Linked DNA regions of Mus musculus: regions 1 and 2 are each linked to region 3. The links are chromatin loops, found by intact Hi-C in ENCODE. Cell type or tissue: left cerebral cortex. All regions are shown on one strand.

The links. Hi-C counts contacts between places; a loop is a spot of excess contacts. Peaks named below come from ENCODE experiments on the same cell type or tissue, not always from the same donor. Only the 100,000 strongest peaks of a DNase experiment are listed, where the experiment ranks them.
Region 1: a loop joins it to region 3, with 3 times the contacts of the local background. A loop is called at or near these places in 2 of 42 quality-filtered maps.
Region 2: it touches region 3 in a loop (5-fold over the local background); 4 of 42 quality-filtered maps call a loop at or near these places.

What each region holds. Positions count from the first base shown.
Region 1 is chr5:149,226,153-149,231,152 of GRCm38, forward strand. It overlaps 2310047D07Rik (a long non-coding RNA gene), which reads left to right and starts at 2,836. Exons shown (of 2, transcript XR_003956021.1): 1 at 2,836-3,159. n-TNgtt14 (a tRNA gene) reads right to left here and starts at 2,922; the gene lies at 2,849-2,922. In left cerebral cortex, CTCF peaks have their summits at 3,006 and 3,213; a DNase peak (open chromatin) is centred at 2,986; H3K4me3 peaks cover 1,097 bases; H3K27ac peaks cover 384 bases.
Region 2 is chr5:149,182,258-149,187,257 of GRCm38, forward strand. Uspl1 (ubiquitin specific peptidase like 1) reads left to right here and starts at 2,303. Exons shown (of 9, transcript NM_001115149.1): 1 at 2,303-2,549. In left cerebral cortex, no CTCF peak of the experiment used is centred here; DNase peaks (open chromatin) are centred at 2,215 and 2,740; H3K4me3 peaks cover 2,668 bases; H3K27ac peaks cover 1,941 bases.
Region 3 is chr5:149,333,233-149,338,232 of GRCm38, forward strand. No RefSeq gene overlaps it. Among named protein-coding and RNA genes, the nearest start is that of Gm35704, 12 kb to the right of the region's middle. In left cerebral cortex, CTCF peaks have their summits at 2,146 (motif pointing right) and 2,841 (motif pointing left); DNase peaks (open chromatin) are centred at 125, 1,313, 1,949, 2,806 and 2 more places; H3K4me3 peaks cover 1,007 bases; H3K27ac peaks cover 3,779 bases.

The DNA of each region.
Region 1 (5,000 bases), 110 kb before region 3:
CAGTCTTAAATGTTCCTCCTCCTGTTTGGTCTTGAAGACTTGGTCCATATCCATCAGGAAGATACAGGTCCAGCCCCGATGATTGCCTCCTTCCTCAACAGCCTAGAAATAATTCTCCTGTGGGTCTCATGCTGATTGCCAATCTCCATCATCCAACCCTGAGCAAAGCAGGATTGCTTCTGTACTGATCTTGTGACAGCCCCGTGTCCCACGGACAACGTGTCTGCTCTCGGTGACTTTGTTTCCCAGGGCTGGCGACAAGCAGTTTGCTGGTTTCAGGGTGGTACGGAAGTTCATAGAAGGAGACTGCTCAGCTGTTACTCTGACAAATGGGGTCAAGGGAGCAAGGACATATTAGGGAAAGGCCCCTGGAAGTGGCCTATAGTCAGCGGGGAATTTTCACAGAGGGACACAGGACAAGGTTGCGTGTGCTCAGTTCAGGTGTTGGAACGAAGTCTTCAGGCCTAAAAATGATCATTGGCACAGCATCCAGGTCCCACTCTGTGGAGCTTGTACCCTCTGGTCACTATGTTCAGTTTCAAGACGGAAGCCCTCCTAATTCTAACAATAGCAGATGTGCTAGGTAAGATTTACAGTGTAAGCTGAGTGTGTGGTGGCACACACCTTTAACCCCAGCACTCCGAAGGCAGAGGCAAGCAGATCTCTGTGAGTTCGAGGCCAGGCTGGTCTACAAATTCCAGGACAGCCAGGGCTCTGTTACACAGAGAAACCCTGTCTCAAAACAAACGAACAAACAAACCCAACTCCCTACAGTGTAGACATGATCATGTGGCCCACCACTCTTTCTTTGCTTCTCCTGTGAGGTATGTACCAATAAGCAGTGTGGAATCTTCATGCCTTGCATTATGGAGACTTCAGAGAGGCATGCGCCTAACAACATTCTAGGGAATTCTCTCTTACTCTGCCTAGTGTCCCAGCCTCCTTTGGGCTTTTTAAGTCAGCAGGTATTTAGTAGAAGCATTCAAGTTCCAGGGTAGCCTGTCGAGTTCCCAGACTCCAGGGCTACACAGAGAAAGCCTGTGTCAGAAAAACAAAAACAAACAAACAAAAACACCAGCAGATTTGGTGCCCTGTGAGGTCTCATCTGCTTCTGATGCTACTGTACCCCATGGTAGAAAGGACAAACCAGTTCCCTTGGCCTCTTGTGCGGGCCATACCCCCTCATGAGGGCCCAGTACTATCAACGGGGAGGAATTCAACACAGGAACTCGGGGGAACACAAACACCCTACCCATAGCAGTCTTGAACTTCATCCTCTAATCCTGAATTGTTTGTAATTTACTTGCTCACATTTACTTAAATTTGCTTAAATTTAACCCAGTGAGATGGCTCAGTAGGTGAAGGTGCTCCCTGCAGAGCCTACAGACCTGAGTTCAGTGTCTGGGACCCCTAAGGGTGCAGAAGAGAACCAGTTTCCAAAAGTTTTCTCTGACCTCCACATGCATGTGGTTGCATGTACATACATATGTGTCAATAAAAATGCAATAAAATTAGACATTATATTTAAAAACTAAAACTGCATTTGACTAAATTCACTGACATCCAGTCTTTCTTGGTCACGGCAGCGCACACCTATAATCCCAGCACTCAGAAGGCTGAGGCAGCCGGGCCATGAGTTCTAGGCCAGTAAGGCCCTGTTCCTGCTGTTTCTGTTTAGTGCTAGGATAGAGCTCGGGGCTAGATGCACGCACAGTACCGTCTCCACCCCATGTTAATCAAGGGCCTGGCGTTACTCTGACACTCATCCCTCAGTTGTCCTAGTCACATTTCAAGTACTCAGAAGCCAGATGTGGCTAGCAGTGAGAGCTCTTGCAGTGTAGCTCGGGAGTGTTTACGTCAACATAGGACAGTGGGTCTCACTCTTCCTAATGCTGTGACCCTTTAATACAGTTCTTCATGGGGACCACCAACCATGAAATTATTTCATTCATAGTTGTCATTTTGCTCCTGTTATGAATCATTATTAATATCTTTAATGCAGAATTCCTAATATACGATCCTAGTGGGGTCGTGACCCACAGGTTGTGAACCACTCTGTAGACTCCCGTTCTCTGTATTCTATAGGAGTGGGTGTAGATCCCAGACACAAAACCCTCACGTCACAACTTCCTGTCTTTATGGAAAGTCTTTTGTGAAAAAAACATAAAACGTCCTCTGTGACAAGAATTCTCTATGTACCCCTGGCTGTCCTGGAATTCACCATGATTTATTTGCCTTACTGCCTTCTGGGTTCTGGGATTAAAGGCATCACCGCCACTCCTGGCTCTCTTTTAAAACTTTTAAACACGAACTTATACAATTTCTGATAAAGTTAAATGTGATGGGGGAAATTGACAGCAGTCTAAGATTAAATATAATGTAGTTAGATTCAAACCCATTGCCCAAGTCTGGGAGCCACTTAGCTAAAGTCAGCGTGGCCTGCTGTCCCCAAACTCTCTGCCCACAATGTTATCTGTTGCTCATCCATTTGGAAGTAGACTGTATTAGTAGGGTCCGCGGGTCGTTTTTTGTTTTTTTTTTTTTTGTTGTTGTTGCTGTTGTTTTTATTTTTTATTTTTTGTTATTATTATTTTTTTTTTCTGAGCCACACAAATGGTGCTGTTTCTGGGTGGTCCCGGTTGCCGGTTTCCAGTGCAAAAAACACCTAGCTGTTCCTGAGCAGAATTGGACCAAACTCAAAAAGCAGACTTACATGTACCCTCTTGAAAATTAGTGGAAGCAGCAGGCCCGCTTGTAGCTTGAGCCCTAGAAAGCTATCAAACAGATTGGGCGTCCCAGGATGGCAGAAAACATTTCTAAAAATGTTTTTTGCTAAAAGGAACGCTGCCGTCCCTGGGTGGGCTCGAACCACCAACCTTTCGGTTAACAGCCGAACGCGCTAACCGATTGCGCCACAGAGACACAGCTGCCTGAGCGGCCGTGCGCTTTGTACACATTGCCGCGGCCAGCATGGGCGTCGCCGCCTCGGACTCCCGGGAGGCGCCAGGCCCTGCTGAGCCCTGCGGGCTGAGACTGCGCGAGGGCGGGGAGGGGCGGAGCCGCCGAGCCCAGCAAATCCTCCGCAGAGCAGGGCGGCGCCGGGTGAGGCTCCGGGAATCTGCGTGGGCTCCGAGCCAGGGCGCCCTGCCCTTGTTCAAGGTTGTTACCGCCCCTCCCCTTTGAGTGTTCTCGTCGCCTCCCGCTTATCGAGGTTGATAAACTGTGGATCTCTGTGTGGGCCATGGGAATTTTATACTTTATACGTTTAAAAACCTACCGCGCCGCCCCTCCCCCGTCACCTCCTGGGAATAAATTCACACCCCTTTAGCGGACTGGAGCCTCCTTCGAGCACTCATGGCTTAGGGGGACTGCAGAATCGGATTTATGGCGATTAAAACGCTCTTTTAAAATAGCCAGTGACGTCTAGGCCTTCCCCTGACTTCTGAATTTAACTCACTGACTTGGGGTTGCCTTGGGAGGGTTGGGGTAGGTAGCATTGTGCCCACTCAGAGGAGGGGGAGGGGGAGGGAGAGAGGGGGAGGGGGAGGGAGAGAGAGGGAGGGGCAGAAGGGAAGGGAAGGAGGAAGAGAGAAGGGAGGGGGAGAAAGGATAATTCTTTGATAAACCTGCCAGAGCCCCTGTCAGACCTCTCCTTCCCCCATCACCCCAAAGACCGGGAGGGGAGGAGGGGGCAACTTCACAGACCTCAGGTCCCGCTCTTCAAGCTTCCATACCCTTCCTCCTTTTAAAAAAAATTAATTATTTCATATATTTACATCCCAAATACTGTCCCCGTTCCCGCCCTCCCCCCTTTCTCTTGCTCCTCCTCTCTTTGGCTCTTCCTACTTAGCTATTGCTACTCTCTTGGTATAAATTGAGCCATATTTCAAAGACTTATTTTAATCATGTATCTGGGTGTTGGCGTGTATCCTGAGTTCAGCGCCCTCGGGGTCAAACGGGGCGTCGCATTCTCCTGGAGCCTGCGTTGGAGGCGATTGTGAGGCTCTCAAGGCGGGTGCTGGGAACTGAGCGCGGGTCCTGTGCAAGAGAGGAGCTCTCAACCACCTATCCATCGCTCCAGCTCCATTTTAACCCCTTTAAAGCTTACGGTTCAAACGGAATTAAGTGCACTTATATGTTACCAATACTCCCATCTATTAAACAACTCCCACCTCCCCTTTCTTTTTCTAATAAGCCTCATTCTCTCTTCTATCTTTACTAATTTAATTATTCTTAAGTAACTCCCCTAGGTGGAATTACCCAGTCTTTGCCCATTTGTGACTGGCTGGTCTCAGTGATGTCCTGATGACGTATCCGTATCCGTACAGTAGCGCTAACCCTGATTTCCGGCTCTTCTATGCTGAGTACTAGTTAGCTACATATCTGTGCTACACTTTGTTGGTCCTTCAGCTCTCCGTGGCTGACTTCTAGGAAGAAGGCTGTACTGACATCTATTTGAGTCTCTTAATTTTGTTGAATCCAGAAGTTGAAGATCTGTGTCTGCCTGATTGTATATTCTCACAAGTTTCCAGTATCTTCACGTTTTTAAAACTGACAACCATCCTAATGGAAGTGTTTTACATTACCCTTCTACTAGTAACGCCTCTTTTCCGGACCCTTCTTTTGAATTGTAGAATTCTCTTATTTTTCTTCTATGTGCTCTACTAGAATCATAACTAAAATAACCCAATTATTTTAACCTACATTCTGCCATGTGGCTGGTTACCTATGCTCAGGTACCATGTGTCTATCTCATCACATCTTCCCAGGCAACTCTTTAGTGTGCCTCCCGGATGTAACACCTCCTAAATTTCCTGCCTGTGGGAAGCCGCATGTGCCGTTGCAGAGTGGCACTGACTACTGCTGGCCACCACGCATAAGTTTGGACCAACAACCAATGTGAACATATGCAGTAAAGTTTTTTGCAAAGACACTGCCTGGCCGGGGCATGATAATAAGGCTTTGAGAGTATAACCAATCAGATGTGAGACATGCAAATG
Region 2 (5,000 bases), 150 kb before region 3:
GACTGTACTCTGGAAAGTCAGGCTGCCCGGGTACATGGTGCACAGGTGAAGGACAGAGGTGGATGCTAACGGTCTTCCTTTCTCTCGGCTTACTTTTTGAGACAGGGTCTCTAACTGAATCTGGGGCTCACAGATTCAGCCAGGCTGAGTGGCTAGTGAGCCCCTGGGATCCACAGATCTGCACCTCCCCCAGCCTGGGATAACAGATGCATACAGTTGGGCCAAGCTTTATCAAAGTGCTGGGGCTTCCAGTTCAGGCCCTCATTACTGCAGGGAGAATAACTTACTGATGGAAGTCGTTTCTGCAGTCCAGTAAATTGTCAATGAGACCAGAATACACAACCACCGCAGGGTTTGATTTTAGGACAAGTCTCAACTCTAAGCACTCATTTGTTATATAGCCCAAGCTGGCTTCCACCCAAGGTCCTCCTGAGTGCTGGGCTTACAGAGGTGTCCACCATACCTGGCTTAGAGGTAGCATTTATATCCCAGGTTGGTGCTAAAGGTTTGTTTTCAGTTAAGGAATACAACAGAAAAAAAGAACAAGAGCTCACAAAATGATCTGCAGAGCACTGTATTCCTATTGCAGCTTAATTAATTATTAGTTAAATAAAAGCTTCCATTTATTGAATATGAATTTCTAAGTGGAAATAGATAAACCTACTTTAGTTTACTGAGGTTAACTATACTCTCTATGGGACCAATGTATATAAAAACAGGCACTCTGCATACTGTGGAAAGAATACACAGAAGTACATGGTATCTTCTCAGCTGGGGACTATTATTAACCTGAAGTAAATTGGGAATTTTCTCCCCCCCCCTCCCCGACCCGCCATATTCCATCTTCATTTTGTTTGTCACTATTAAGTTTTTCTGGCCAAAAATTTTGTTTTAATAAATTTTTCATTAAAGACAGCAATAATCCATTTTTATTTTTATTCTAGTTGTTTGTGGATGTTGCTTTACACCTCAAAAGTCGGGTTACATTTTAACTGAACCAACTAGATCATTCAATTTATGAGCTGACATTCAGCAAGTGTTTATTGGGAGGGGAAGTGTACTCCACTCTAAAAATGGAAATAGCATGTTGAATAAGAAAACAATCCTATTAATCTTGGCTACTCTCTCAGGAAGAAATACTTTCTCAAAAACCTCATAATCCATACAAAAAGAAATCTTACTTGTTTGATCTTACAACAAATATACCAGTACAGTATGTAGTGTAAATGCAAAGATAAATAAAATTAAAAAAAAGCAAAACCTAACCAGTCTATTTTCGTCATGAGAGAGGAGAAAAAAAACCCTAACAAAGTCTCTGTTGGAACGCTCAGCGATTTCCATTCCTAAGTACCACAAACTGAAATTCTTTTATTGAATAATTTCTTCCTACAGCGGACTTGTTTCCCCCATTGCACGCTACCAAAATTATCAGTATTCTGCCAGAACATGGTCGTTTAAGACCACTAATGAAACCCTACAGGACCGCAATCCAAAATGCCAGTCATGATTCCTGTAAGGTCCAGAAAAAATCCCAAATTGTAGTCCCAGGCCACGGAAACAGTCTATGCAAAGGACTCCAAGAATAGGATGTCCTCATGGACGCGATCAGTCATGACCTCCCTGACACCACATGACCTTTCTACGAAGGCAGTTCTTAAAACTTAGCAACTGAGCTCTCCCCTCTCTGAAGTTCAAGGAGGCAGGGCGGCTGCTGAGATGCGCGGGTCGGCTGCTCAGTGCCACCCCGGGTCAAGTGCTCGTCTTTCGCTACCCCCCTTACCGTGAGCAGATCAGAGAGGGAAGAAAGAAAAAGTGGCCTCCAAGGATGGGTTTGGGGAAGAAGGGAGGGGCAGCTCCGTGTGTGGTAACCGTTTGTGAACACGTAGGGTGGTGGCGCGCGGGCCGAAAAGAACCAACTATGGGAGCCCGTCGTGGCGTCCGCCATGACGGCCCGCCAGGGAGGCCCATCACTGCGCCTGCGCGCCAGGCAGGCAGCCGCCCAGCGACCTCTCCTTCCTCTGCCGCGTAATCCCTCCGCTGAAGGCCGCGCACTAATTTTAATCACGCCCCGCCCCCTAGCCTCTGGCGTCACCTCCGCCACTCCAGCGCTTTCCAGCAGCTTCCAGAACCAAGCCTGCCCCACCCCCTCCAGCTCCCTCCCCCTCCCCCTCCCCCGTCCTCCCGACTCACACTTTGCAGGCTCTGTAGCGAGGGGCCCCGCCCTGTCGCCGCAGTTCCCACTGCGCCTGCGCCTGCTGGGCGGGCAAGCCACGCCTCTGCGGAGCCCTGCCGGAAGTGCTCTGGTCTTCCCCTTCCCCGGCCCTGCCCGCGTGCTCTCAAGCAGGGCTGCCTGCCGCAGGAAAGTGTTTGTGGGGTAGCTCTTGGGCGGCGGACTCGCAGGCGGAAGTTGCTTTCCTGGCGGAGAGGGCTGTGGGGGAGGAGCCGTCCGAGGGAACGTGGGTTGAACGTTACGGTTAGATGGTGGGGACCTCAAGCTGGAAGAGGAGTTCGGGTCCACTGTATGCGAAGAAGGAGCGTACTTCGGGAGGGTAAGGAAGACAGTAGTTCCCTCGGGAAGTAGAAATTGGGACGGCTGGAGTGCCCGGGGTGGGTCGTTGGCGCGCTGAAAAGATGGGGTAGGAACGAGGTTGTGGTGGGCAAGGTGGAGGATGGAGGTGCAGGCTGGGTCTTCAGGTTCCGGTTAGGCTCAAAGAGGTAAACGCTGAAGAGAAACCAGAGTTTGTGCCCGCCCCACGAAGAGCGTGGAGATGGGCTGGGTAACGGAACGCCGCGCCTCTTGGACTTCCTTGGTAGGCTTTTGAAGCTCAGTTCGCGTGGACCCATCCGTCTCAAATTCGGGAAGCTGGACTGGGTACCAAGCAGTATTGGGCTCTGTAAAGCCTATCCCTTCGCTGGGGCTTAAGTCTGCTGGCCTTGAAAATTCATATGCAGAGCCGAGAGATAAAGCTCCGAAGGGTTCCAGGCCCTTTGAATACCTGTAATAGTTTCTACACATGCAGTGAATTAAATTTAAATCCCTCTCGTGATTGGCTGCTAAATGGATCTATTCTGGGCTGATATCTCCCATTAAGGTCTCCGGAATGCGACTTACCTACGTTGAAGGTGGGGGCTCGGTGGTGGGCGTAGGTAAGAGGAAAAGTGCCGGAGATGAACACTGGAAAACCTTGGTTGTTCTCCTTGAAATAAGCTCATGTCATAATCTTTAGGATGTACTGAGCTGTTTGGGCGGACTTCCTACAATCAGATTGGATTAAATAGGTGGTTTGAAGCGGAGCTGTCATTTTGACAGTGATATGAATGGAAAGAGAGACAAGTTCGAAACATTTCCAAAGCCTCGTTCACGAGTTTAGATGGCGCCTACTGTGCAAACATGGGAGATGAGAGTGAGTAGACGGCACAAACTTTCTAGTCTGTATTTGGAAACCCAAAAGATGCCAAAATTTAGATACTGTACAGGGAGGAGCTAGCAGTTACACTTGGAGAAAAGATAATGAAGGTAATTTATTCCTAGACAAATTGAAATTTGAGACCCACCCCGGGGTTTTGTGTATAATACAGTGCTTGAAAAACCCCAAGAGTCTACTTCTGGTATTTTAAAACTTGAATATTCTTTGGGGAGGGGGAATTTCTTAATATTGTTTAGTGTTTCTACTACCATCTTAATGGGTCTCCTCCCTCCTTCTCTCCTTCCCTCCCTCTCCTTTCCTTCCTTCCATAGACAGGGTCTCACTATATAAACCTTCCTGGCTTGGAATTCACTGTGTGAAACAGGCTGGCTTGAAACTCACAGAAATCTGCAGTAGTTCTATTGAGAGAGATCTGTGCAATGGAATTAAAAGGCTTAAAGGCGTGCATCAACCACCATGCTCGAATATGCCTTGACTTCTTTATTGACAGGAAAGCAGACTTGAAGGTTTCTCATTTTTACCTCCATATTGAGAAAGAACCTTATTCCACACAGTTACCTAGACCCTCAGGCAGATAAAAAGTTTTCTCAACACCCTTTTTAGGAGTCTGCAGGTTTCTCTTCTGAGAATGAATGCAGAATGACAGAAGCAACACATCTCTTTCCCTCAGAGCAAAGTAGACCAGATGGTAACTGTAACTTAGGTGTTAGTATCTTGTCAGCGCAACTTCATTTTGTTCTTAGAACAAATCCAGGTGTGTAGCCTAGGCTTTTACCACTTAAGCACATTGACTTTCCTGTGCCCTGTAATTCTCTAGGTTATAAGTAGAACCAGCTAACAGTTGTGATTACTTTTCCAGCTTCTGGAAATTGAGATTCACTAATACTGACCTCTCTTTGTGTGTCTGTCTCTCTCTCTGACTCTCTGTCTCTCTCAGCCCAGGTAGACTTTGAGTTCCTTTGTAGCTGAGGCTGGCCTTAACTTGTACCTGCGTCCTCCTCCTGAGTGGGCACAGATGTCTTTCAAACTGTGTGTATATTTTTGGAATTACTATGTTTTCTTCACAGGAAAGGCTTTTCAGACTTTTCAGCCAGGACAGAAAAGCATAACTAGTTTTTTGTTTTGTTTTTCGAGGCAGATTTCTCTGTAGACTAGGTGGCCTCAAATTCACCGAGATGTCTGCCTTTGCTCCCTAGTGGCTAGGGTTAAAGACATGGACCACACTCACCCAGTACATAACAAGTTTTTAAAAGTGGATCTGTGAGCCAGAAGGTGGTTGTTCTAGAATTACAGATCCATAGGTTTTGGAAAGACTTATGCTTGAAGTTTCAACTCCTTAGCTACATGATAATTTACCTTTGCTTAAACGTCTTTTAGGTCTGCTTTTGTTGTAATTTAAGTCCATTTTTTTCCCTTGTATTGAGCTGTGTCTCATGATTTTTTGCTCTCCGATCTTGGAAATAGGTCTGCTCTGTGGAAATACACTCAAGGCATGCATGTGAAATTTATTTGTCTTACAGAAATACTTATACTATTGTTCTGATACAGATTATTTATAAAGAACATAATATT
Region 3 (5,000 bases):
TGCCATTTCCCCAGAGATCAGCCAGTACTTACCCAATCCTTTGTTCCCTGGGAAGACTCCAGCTTCCATTCTACAAATCCTCGTCTCTTTGATAGTTGGTCACTTCTGCTTGGGGACATAGCTTTGGAACAGACACTGGCTGACTCAATGGCTCTATTCATCCTTCCCAGCATTTGTGTTGGCTCAACTAACTCATGTAGTCATTCAACAAACAGTACTGGCAAAAGGCCATGTCTGGATTTTGAGGCCGAATCTTTGGAATTCAGGAGTTGAAAGATTTTCTTCCTCTTTTTTTTTGCTCTTGAGTGCGTATTTATAGGTAGTGTAAGACTCTGGCGAGCCTTAGCTTACCAGGGACTCCCTGAGTGAACAACATGAAACCACCGGGAATCGATGCAAAAAGCAAGAGGAATTTATTTTTCCAAAGTGTTGGGGTCGTTCTACACCTGAAGGAGAAGTATCGACTGTGCACATCTTGTCCCCTTCTGAAGGGGTTCTCTTCCAGGAGGAGAGGGGGCAGGTGGAATTTTCCAAAGTTTCTGAGCTGACCTCTTCAGTACCACGTGCATGCCTGAAGCTCTCAGAGTTCAAAAGTGGCCTCTGGAACTGGTGTTATGGATGATTGAACGGCCATGTGGGTACCAGGAACTGAACCCTGGTCCTCTGCAAAGAGCACCCAGTGCTTTTAACTGCTAAGCCATCTCTCTCTAGCCCATTTAGGAAGTCTGCAGGAATTTAGGTCTATCTTAGTGTTTGAAGCAACAGCTTAATATTTGAAAAAACACAGGGAGTGGGGCAGGGATACATGAGTGTGGTGGTTTGAATAGGTTTGACCCCTATAGTCATGTGTTTGGACACTTGGCCATGGGGAGTGGCCCTATTAGGAGGTGTGGCCTTATTGGAAGAGGTGTGGCCTTGTTGGAGGAGGTACATCACTGTGTAGGCGGGCTTTGAGGTCTCCTTTACTCAGGCTCTGCCCAGTATGGGATCTGACCGCCTTTGGCTCAAGATGTAGAACTCTTAGCTCCAGAGAGAGAGAGAGAGAGAGAGAGAGAGAGAGAGAGAGAGAGAGAGAGAGAGAGAGAGAGAGAGAAGGCTGCCTACTGTAGCCAGGAAGGAAAGAAGAGAGGGTTGGGAGTGGCTGCAGCCTCAGTCTTCTGCTCTAGGACACACCTCCGGTGACCTCACTTCCTCCCACCAGACTCAGTAGATCAGCATCTCTCCACAGACAGACCCAAGCCTAGCAGCCATGCCTTTTACATAAGAGTTTTTGTGAGTCAATTAAGATCCAAACTGTCACACGGCTACTTAAACCTCCCGATGCACCAAATTTAAACGTGTGAATCTCTTCTCCCCAGCCAGCTACCTAAATCCTCCGAGGGAAATTAGAAGACACATCCTGCCTTTTGAAAATCAGGAAATGAGGGCTCTGTGTATCACACGCAAAATTCAAACTGTGTAGAAGACCTCACCACTCGGAGCCGCCCAAATGAGCGGCAACTCTTAGGAGAGGCGTTATAGAAAATGTCACCGCTTGGGAAGTCTGGCAGAAAATTTAGAAATTTTTTTCCTGGGGAGGTAACCTAAGGACACAGAGAAAAGGTCTCCAGAGCCTCTTTTGCTTTGTGTATGTTCTGTTCTGTTCTGGAAAGGACTTGAGGTAGCTTATTAAAGGGACGCACAACAGAAGTTGAAAGTACAGTAAAAAGGAAGGGCCTGTGTTTCACAGCAGGAGCCGGGAGGGGGTACCGGTAATGGAAGATCCACGTGTGGACTCAGACATGTCCTTCCAGTGGGCCACCAGCCCTGGGAGCTATCGGAACAAGGGAAACGGATGAGCAAGTGATATAAAGGGAGATCGGTTGCTCAGGAGAGCAGTATTTTTGGAGGCCAGGAAACAGGCCTCTCTCCTGCAGGCCCCCTCCACCATCTGTGTAACGTAGGAAAGCCACAATCCTAATAGCATCCTGCATCTGCTGCGGCCTCCCGTAGCTCTGAGATACAACCGTGGGCCCAGCTCAGTCTGTTCCCGAACACCCTGTATAAGGCACATGGTTCTATTTTTACTTTATTGTCTTATTTTATGCGTGTGGATGTTTGGCCTGCGGATGTGGTGTATGGTGTCTGCACCGCCTACGTGCAGTGTCCACAGAGGCCAGAAGAAGGCACTAGATCTCCTGGGACTGTAGTTACAGATGGTTTTGAGCTAACATGCCGGTGATGGGAATTGAACTTGGGTCCTATGGAGGAGGTGCAAACCTTTCAGAATCTGCTTTATGGACCAAGAAAAGAAGAGCTGTCTCTCTCCCTTTTTATTCTGTTCACATAACTCACATTTTGACAAGTGTGAGCCTCCATGTGAGACTGAGAAACGAAGCCACCACCGGAGGAGTTTGGCTGGCCATGTGCTGAGTAGCGGCATAGCGATGGCATCTCCTTTCTTCTTGTCGGTTCTGGGGGCAGCACACCCAGGACCAGGCGGGATACTCACTACCGCCGAGCATCGCCCTAGCCCTTCACACCACTCCTGCTTAAACCTCCAGCATCTCTGATCTACGTAAACTTGAGACCCATAGCAAGATCCACATATAGCCGGGAGGGCAGCAGGGTGGGTGGTTTATCTGTGTGCCAAAGTCCCTCTGTATCCGGCTGGCTCTTACTTTGCCAGGTGGTGCTGGGGAAATGTTCTCACGCTTGAGGATAAGCAAACCTGAAACATTTGGTGGGAGGCTGCGGCTTTCCCTGCCTTGAGGTCCTTAGGGAGCAGCTTGCTCATTAAAGGGTAAGGCTCCATCACACAGTGCTCCGGGGTTGGCAGGGCGGATGCGCCATCTAGTGGCCACTCCCAGAATACCCACATGCGGCTCTCTTGCCGCTCTAATGACCTGAGGGCATGTCCAGTACTGGAGCAAAAAGGTTAATTAGGGAGCTGGGGCATCTCTGTTCTCTGTGTCCAGCCCGACTAATCGTTCTGTGAGGATGGTTTTTAGGGTCTATGTGAATGAGGCACATTTAGGCAAGAAACTCAGGTAATTGGTAGGTTACAAACTGCCATGTGGTGTCCTCATGATCTCATAGTCCCTGCGTTGCCTCTTCTGGCCTCGATCCCCTTGATGCTGCTTTGCCTACAGTCCACTTCTGCTCTGCAGGCTCCTGTCATGATCTTTTCCCTATCAAGTAGAGGACCCGCTAACATGGATAAGGGCACCTTTTCTGAGCAGGGAGTGGGAGGACTGATCTGCGGAGGTGGGTGGTGGCTGCCCAGGCCTTGCTTTGGGCACAGGATTCCCATTTCGGGAAGTACACGATGCCCAGTAACAAGACATTGAGCTAGATGTGGTTCCTCAGTCTGAGGAAGTCTCAGGGTTCAATCTAGGAAGTACCCATAGTAGTTATCCAGTATAAGTAGCCAGATAGGACTCGGCTATCCTCAGAGGAGGGAGAGGCCTCAGGGCTCAGGATGTCTGCTCATCACAGGGACCTTTGATGGGTGGTGTGTGTGCTTCTGAGATCCTGGATTGGGTGGCTAGCTTCTCCTCTGTCCTCCAGGGAAGTTACTCAGCCACGTGCCTCTCCTGCCATCTTAGAGTCTCCCCAGGAGATCTCAATGTGACATAGTTAGCAGCGGGAACCAGCTAGCCAGCTGGGGACCAGCTATCAAGGTGTGGTAATGGGTGGGGGTGTCTTTCCATACATATCATATCACAAGAGTGCGGGCTTCATGGCTGCCCCATGAAGCCTTTCTGTCAGGTTAGACCCTCTGACTAGAGAGAGGCGAGGAGTATAGAGTCTCCGGGTATAGGTGTGAGGAGGTAGATGATGGATAGCAACAGAGATTTGAGAATTGGGGATAGGGGTCTCCATTAACCTCTACTTCAAATCTGTCCTCCATCCCAGCATCTCATGAATTCATGACTGCTCAAGGAAACCCAATTGCTGGCTCCGTTCAGTATGCTGGAAGGTGCTATGTGCAGGCTGCCTGCTAGACACCACATCACCGTGGCACAGTGGACGCTTGGAGGATGGGGCAACTCTGTGTTGGTCACCCTGGGGGTATCAGTAGCGGGGGTGTCTCCCACCACCCATCTGGCAGAGGCTAGAGGGTACCGTGTCACCTGGAGACTGTCACGGCTCCCACAGTCATTCCGACCCCTCTGCGGGGAGTGGCTTTGAATGTGGGCATCGCCTAACCATGTCCAACTGGGAGAAAGCAGACAGCCTCTCTGCTGTGGAAATTCTTTAGTGCTAAAATAGCCTGAATTGGCTTATAAGGGTTAGACGTGTAGAGACCAGAGCTGGCAAAACTTAGTTATGCAGAAAAGAGAAGCAAGATTAAGGGCATATGGTGACATTCCCCAACCTTCATGAATGCAGACTGATTTAATCCACAGACAACTTCACACCCTAGGTATTATGTTTATTCTCATAGGAAATGATGCACAGACGTATTTAGCCACCCTACAGAGTTACACAACAACAAGGAGGCAGAACTGGGGCTATGATCCCAGGCAGGACAGCAGGAAGATCTGTGTCTGTGCTCGGAAATGGCCGAGGCAGCGTGGGAGCGCTCAGGGTTCATCCCCAGAATCTCTTTCTGTTATCGGTGCGATCTCACACGAGCTTCGGTTTCTTTAGTTGAGTGTGAAAGAGATCCACTCTATCTTACCAGGACACAGAGGGTTTACATGAGCTGATATTGTCTCCGGTTTTGCTGGCAAGCCAAAATCCACTCACCCGGACCTGGACTCTATGTGGCTTCTTTAAATAAACTGCTGCACGGACCAGCAGCTCAATGGATGAAGCCTCATCCGGCTTTAGACAGGAGCCCTGTATCCAGTTTGTGGCGCCATGGAAAACCCGTGAGACTTTTTTGCTTGTCGCTGCCTTGCCAGCTCAGCCCAAACCCTTCTGGTGAGGCAGGCTGCTGCTGTTCTCTTTGCTGAGGGTGAGGGGTGGGGTTGTGGCTGGCAGCCTGTTGGGCCTGCGCAGTCCTGCCAGGG